Regions from separate parts of the Homo sapiens genome. Here region 2 is linked to region 1. Evidence: read pairs that join two places in POLR2A ChIA-PET (ENCODE). Cell type or tissue: HepG2. All regions are shown on one strand. Links, peaks and the distances in the headings refer to the core of each region. The heading gives the core; the rest is flanking DNA. Region 1 holds the start of NEURL2 (neuralized E3 ubiquitin protein ligase 2). Region 2 holds the start of SNX21 (sorting nexin family member 21).

Region 1 (2,705 bases), core at 206-2,705:
TGACAGGTGAGTTTCCTGTGTGGGAGGCACACAGACAGACCTAGGGCAGCCGGTGGTGGGGAGGTTATGCAGGAAGCTGGGTTGGATGGGGACATTGACCAGTCAGTCTGACCTTGCTAACTGTAAGGCCACAGCCTCAAGCTACCTCCCTTCCCTCCTGCAGCTACCCTGCACCTGAAGGTTCATGCTGGGATCCTGCATGACCAGCACGGCCAGGGTGGGGATGTAGATGCCAGCATAGCTCTCCCCGGTCAGGAAAAGTTTGTTGTTCTTGTACTCCGGAAAGAGGCGGAAGAAATCTTGAAGGGCCTCAAAATTGCTCTGGGCGACCTGGGGATGGCAGAGCAAGACAGAGGGAATCAGGAAGCTTTGGTATTTGAACTGGAAAGAACTTCAGAGATAATGACATTAACCCACCCTATTTGTGCAAGAGGAAGTGACTGGCCACCATACCACAATAGCATATGACAGAGCGAAAAGTAGACTCCAAGGCCATGCTCTCTCTCCCAGCATCATGCCATGGATGGAGGACCGGGGAGCCTGGGGCAGATGGGCAGGCACCAGACTCACCTCAGTGTCATTAGTTGCATAAAACTTGTCATCGGAGTAGGAGAAGCCCACCCCAGCTGGGGACTCCAGGTATAACACATTGGCAATCTAGAGGGGAGGGAAAAATTAGCTAAATGCCACCCCATCCAAGTGCCCAGACACACCCACAGCTCCAGCTATACCAGATTCCAAGAATAGGGGTTGTACTCCAGGGTGACACCATCTGGCTGGACCTGAGGAGGAAAGAGATGGCTGAGTAAGTCCCAAGGGCCAGCTGGGTGGAGGGAAAGGGCCACCATGAGAGGCACTTTACATGTGGGTAAAACCTCTGAGAGGTACAGGCAGCAAAGCCAATGGCATAGAGGAAAATCCCGAGGCTTAGAAGGAAGGAAACTTTTTGGAAAATCACAAAGCCCCTCTCTCGCTTTCCCCAGCCTTTTACTTTGGGAACTGTGCTTTCCCCCTGCTGTCCACTCACCAGGAAGGGGCCATGCTCTGTGAGGAGCCCATCTAGTGAGCTGCAGCCGGGACCCCCATTGAGCCAAAGCACCACAGGGCTGTTCTCGGGATCCTTCTGGGACTCCACAAACCTGGGAGGGGGGTCAGGGCAGGGTTGGCGCAGTTGGAGGGGCCCTTTCCAGCCCTCCCGGCTCCCAGGCATCCTCAGGGGTCTGCAGAACTACCCCCCATCCCTCATCCGTCATCTCTTCTCCCAATCCCGCCCAGAAGGCAGGGCGGCAGACCAGTAGTGGAGGTGCTTGGAGCCGGAGCCTTTGAGGTAGCCGGAGTACTGGCGGAAAGACGGCTGCTTGGCCAGCCCGGGGAGGCGCTGGATCTCGTCCTGGTCGGGGGCTGCCTCGCCTCGGGACGCCCAGGACACTAGCAGCAGCAGCAGCAGCAGCAGCAGGAACAGCGGCGGCGGCGCGGCTCGGATCATCTACGGGAGGCAGCAGAGGGGCTGTTGACTCGCTCCTCAGCGCTTCCGTGCAGCAGCCCCCGGGGAGTTGCTGGCGGCGCCTCCGCGAGGGAAGCCCCGGCCCCAGCGCCAGCTCCCACCCGCGAGCCTCCTCTGCCGCGCACCGATCCCGGGCTCGGGGATCCCCTCCAGCCTCCGGTGCCAGCTCACCTCTGCTCCCCCGCGTCCTTGCTCTCCAGGAGGCGCCCGGGGACTGGAAGTCATGTGTACGAGTCACGTGAACTCCGGCGCCACGTGACAGTCTTCCTCCCGCCCCTTCTTTGGTCCCTACGGACCTGGGGGGCGGTGGCGGTCAATGCCGGGTCAAGGTCCGCGGGCCTCGCAGATCGTAGCCCGGGCGCACGCGATCAGATGATCCTGTTGTGGACGGCTAAGTTGTAGGCGGGATGGCTGAGAAAGCGGCGCTAGGACCCCCGGGCAGAGGCTCGGGGAAGGGAGTCAGGGGGGAAATGCCTTACAAGGTCGCCTTGCGGTCACCATCATTGCCCGCCGCCCAAAATAGCCCCCGGCGCCAGCTGGCCTGCCCTATGGCCGAGAGATGGCTGCTGCCTCCGAGCCCGTGGATTCGGGTGCACTCTGGGGACTCGAGCGCCCGGAGCCCCCTCCCACCCGCTTCCATCGGGTGCACGGTGCCAACATCCGCGTGGACCCCTCTGGGACGCGGGCCACACGCGTGGAGAGCTTCGCCCACGGCGTGTGCTTCAGCCGCGAGCCGCTGGCCCCGGGCCAGGTCTTCCTGGTCGAGATCGAGGAGAAAGAGCTGGGCTGGTGCGGACATCTGCGTCTCGGTCTGACCGCGCTGGACCCCGCCAGTCTGGCCCCCGTTCCCGAGTTTTCTCTGCCCGATCTGGTCAACCTGGGCCACACCTGGGTCTTCGCCATCACGCGCCACCACAACCGCGTGCCCCGGGAGGGCCGCCCGGAGGCGGAGGCAGCGGCCCCCAGCCGACCTCCAACCCTCCTCGTGGAACCATATCTGCGCATTGAGCAGTTTCGCATTCCCCGGGACCGCCTGGTGGGCCGCAGCCGGCCAGGGCTCTACAGCCATCTCTTGGACCAGCTCTATGAGCTGAACGTGCTGCCTCCGACCGCGCGCCGTAGCCGCCTGGGTGTCCTCTTTTGCCCGCGCCCCGATGGCACGGCCGACATGCACATCATCATCAACGGCGAGGACATGGGC
Region 2 (2,967 bases), core at 1-2,500, 58 kb after region 1:
TGCAGCTGCCGCGCCAGGAGCTGACTGCCCCACTGCCCATCAGGTGGGGGGCTCCGTTCTGCAGACACATGACCAGTCATATCAATGGGCCTAGGGCCAGGGTCGACATCAACCACTGACGTGGCCTCACTCATCCTCCCAGTGTGAGGCAGGACTTACCCCCTTTTTACAGAAATGGAAACTGAGGGACAGAGAGGCACCGAGGAGCCAAACACCGTGCCTGGCAGACAGTAGGGGCTAAATTAATAGCTCCACCCTCAAAATATCGTTAATACATCATTTCCATTCGGATCCCAAGCCCTGTACATTTAATGCCTGCAGCAATTCTGAGATGAGAGTGAGTTCTCCCACTTGACACAAGGGAAAACTTGGCTCAGAGGGGGGTTAAGACTCTCTCAAGGTCACACAGCCAAGAGGTGGCCCAGGCGCTTTAAGAAGTGTGGGAGTTTCAGCTGGATCAACTTAGCGCCCTGGATGCTCTGGGAACGCGGCTGGGATGGAGGCCTAATCGAGCCCCAGGGTTCCCGCCTCCGTCCTCCTGCACTCGCCTGCGTCTTCTCCTGACGTCCCATCCCCGAGGGGCAGCTGGTCAGGGCCAGCCTCCTCGTCGTCCTCGTCCTCGTCGTCCTCGTCGTCCTCGGCGCTGGTGAAGCTGAGGGTGCCGCTGAGTCGGGAGGACAGGCCCTCGGCGTCGTCGTCCTCCAGCTCTGAGCTCTCCGGAAACTGCTCGGCCTCTGGACTGGCCGCCGCCTCCCCGGGGCCGTCGCCGGCCAAGGCGTGCCGCAGCCGGTGCAGGAGCCGGGAGGCCATGGCACCCTGGGGGGAGCGCGCGACGCTGTGTACCGGATCCCGGAGGAGGGGTACCCCAGCCCGGCGCAGGAGGAGGAGGGGCGGGGCCCGAACCGGAGAGGGAGGGGCGCGGTGAGGCCCCACCCCCTGGCAGTCCGAGGTCTTGCGAACCAGGGGACCCAGCCAGCATCGCTTTCCCCCCAACCCACTCAGCCTAGGACCGCGTTCCTCCCCGGAGGGGCTCAGGACCCTCCCGATGTCTCTTGCGCCGCCTCGTGCGCCTCTACCTCCTGCGTCCCACGGTGCATTCAGGGGCGCGCCGCGCCCCAGGGGTCCGGGTGCAGCCCCCCGCAGCCCATGGAGGTCGGCCGGGTTCTGCAGGGCTCCGCCGGGCTCAGGCCGCTCAGAGCGCCGCTCGGGCAGCTTCCTGCCGCCGCCCCGCCTCCTGCCCCGCCCGCTCGCCCGAGCCGCCCGAGAATCCCGGGCCCTTGGCTCCAGGAGGGACTTGGGAAGCCTGGGTCGGCCTGAGGGAGTCCCAGGCCTGCCGCAGAGTCATCCCAGTCCGGCCAGGCGCGTACCCTCCTTGAATCCTCCCACCCCACCCACGTCATCTCCAATCTGTCCCACTCATTTCCACCCAACGCTCTTTAACTTCACAAAGTAATTATGCAATAGTAGGGAGGCCATGTCTCCCGAGAGAAAACGAAGGGCCAGGAGAAGATGCGTGATTTGGGTTGGTTGGAATCTGACCTCGCTGAGCCTAGGTTTTCTCATATGTAAAACAGGAACAATACTGCTAAAACTAATTTTGCAGCTCTTGTAAGAACGCTCGTCCCGTGCCTGGCATAGAGCAAAGGCTGACGAAATGATCACTTACATAATGATTATTGTTTCTACAGTGTTCACAGGCTTGCACAATCTGATTTGAACCTCACACATGGGAAGTAGGCAAACAGGGAAACTGAGGACCAGAGAGGGTGAGTTACTTGGCTTAACCACACAGCTTGCCAGAGGTTTCTTTCTTTCTTTCTCTCTCTCTCTTTCTTTCTTTCTCTCTCTCTCTTTCTTTCTTTCTTTCTCTTTTGAGATGGAGTCTCACTCTGTCACCTAGGCTGGAGTGCAGTGGCACCATCTCTGCTTACTGCAACCTCCGCCTCCCTGGGCTCAGGTCATCCCTCCCACCTCAGCCTCCCCAGTAGCTAGGAATAGAGGCGTTCGCCACCACACCCAGCTAATTTTTGTATTTTTTGTAGAGATGGGATTTGGCCATGTTGCCCAGGCTGGTCTCGAATTCCTGGGCTCAAGTGATCCACCTGCCTCTGCCTCCCTCAGAGGTTTCTGAGTATGGGGCCTGGAGCCCAGGTCCCCTGCTGCATACTGCCCTTTTCCTGTGCAGCAGGCCTGATAATCTCAGTGGCTCCCCAGCTTTGTTTTATCTTTTATCCGCAGGGCAGCTGCAGGTCAAGAAAAAGTTATTGTGGCTTCCTGTCACAAAGCCTAGGTATCAGTTGTTAGGGCAGATTTTGATAGTTATACAATACAATAAATAAAATCAAAATCTCTCCAAAGTAGCTCCTACCCTTTCTGAGTGGCACAGGAGAGAAGGGTGGGGGAAAATGCCTTGGGATAAGCAGAAGGTATTTCAGCTCCCTGCCCTCCCATGTGAGCAGAAAGGCTGGGGTTCTTATTTTCTGAGGGTCCACTTTCTACATCCTGCTCTAGGCACTTTACTGTCACATCTCTCCCTCACAGCGTCCTGGGGAAGAGGCTGTAACTGGACATTAATGGTCCATTTTCAAGATGAAGAAACTGAGGCAAAGTGACTTCCCCAAGATCCACATCTGGGAAATAGAGGGGCTGGGATTTTAAGCCTAAGTTTGTGCAATTTTATTTATTTATTTATTTATTTTTAGAGAGGGAGACAGAGTCTTGCTCTGTCGCCCAGGCTGGAGTACAGTGATGCAATCTTGGCTCACTGTAACCTCTGCCTCCCAGGTTCAAGCAATTCTCCTGCCTCAGCCTCCTGAGTGGCTGGGACTACAGGCATGTGCCACCATGCGGCTAATTTTTGTATTTTTAGTAGAGGTGGGGTTTCACCATATTGGCCAGGCTGATCTGGAACACCTGGCCTCAAGTGATCCACCTGCCTCTACCTCCCAAAGTGCTGGGATTACAGGC

What was found. ChIA-PET counts read pairs that join two places held together with the same protein. Peaks named below come from ENCODE experiments on the same cell type or tissue, not always from the same donor. Only the 100,000 strongest peaks of a DNase experiment are listed, where the experiment ranks them.
Region 2: POLR2A ChIA-PET joins it to region 1 with 19 read pairs; 22 of 35 experiments call an interaction of 5 or more read pairs at or near these places.

The regions. Positions count from the first base shown.
Region 1 is chr20:45,890,350-45,893,054 of GRCh38, reverse strand. It overlaps NEURL2 (neuralized E3 ubiquitin protein ligase 2), which reads left to right and starts at 1,847. Exons shown (of 2, transcript NM_080749.4): 1 at 1,847-2,705. The coding sequence starts at 2,064. It overlaps CTSA (cathepsin A), which reads right to left and starts at 1,720. Exons shown (of 15, transcript NM_000308.4): 1 at 1,676-1,720; 2 at 1,293-1,486; 3 at 1,028-1,139; 4 at 732-782; 5 at 571-657; 6 at 175-330. The coding sequence starts at 1,486. It also overlaps a transcript of SPATA25 not described here. RefSeq lists enhancers at 1,384-1,433, 1,673-2,382 and a silencer at 1,474-1,743. In HepG2, for the core only: CTCF peaks have their summits at 769 and 1,693; DNase peaks (open chromatin) are centred at 763 and 1,764; H3K4me3 peaks cover 2,278 bases.
Region 2 is chr20:45,832,050-45,835,016 of GRCh38, reverse strand. SNX21 (sorting nexin family member 21) reads right to left here and starts at 1,218. Exons shown (of 4, transcript NM_033421.4): 1 at 1,077-1,218; 2 at 549-816; 3 at 1-58. The coding sequence starts at 1,097. It also overlaps a transcript of TNNC2 not described here. RefSeq lists silencers at 635-684, 725-844, 865-1,174. In HepG2, for the core only: no CTCF peak of the experiment used is centred there; DNase peaks (open chromatin) are centred at 966 and 1,306; H3K4me3 peaks cover 1,981 bases.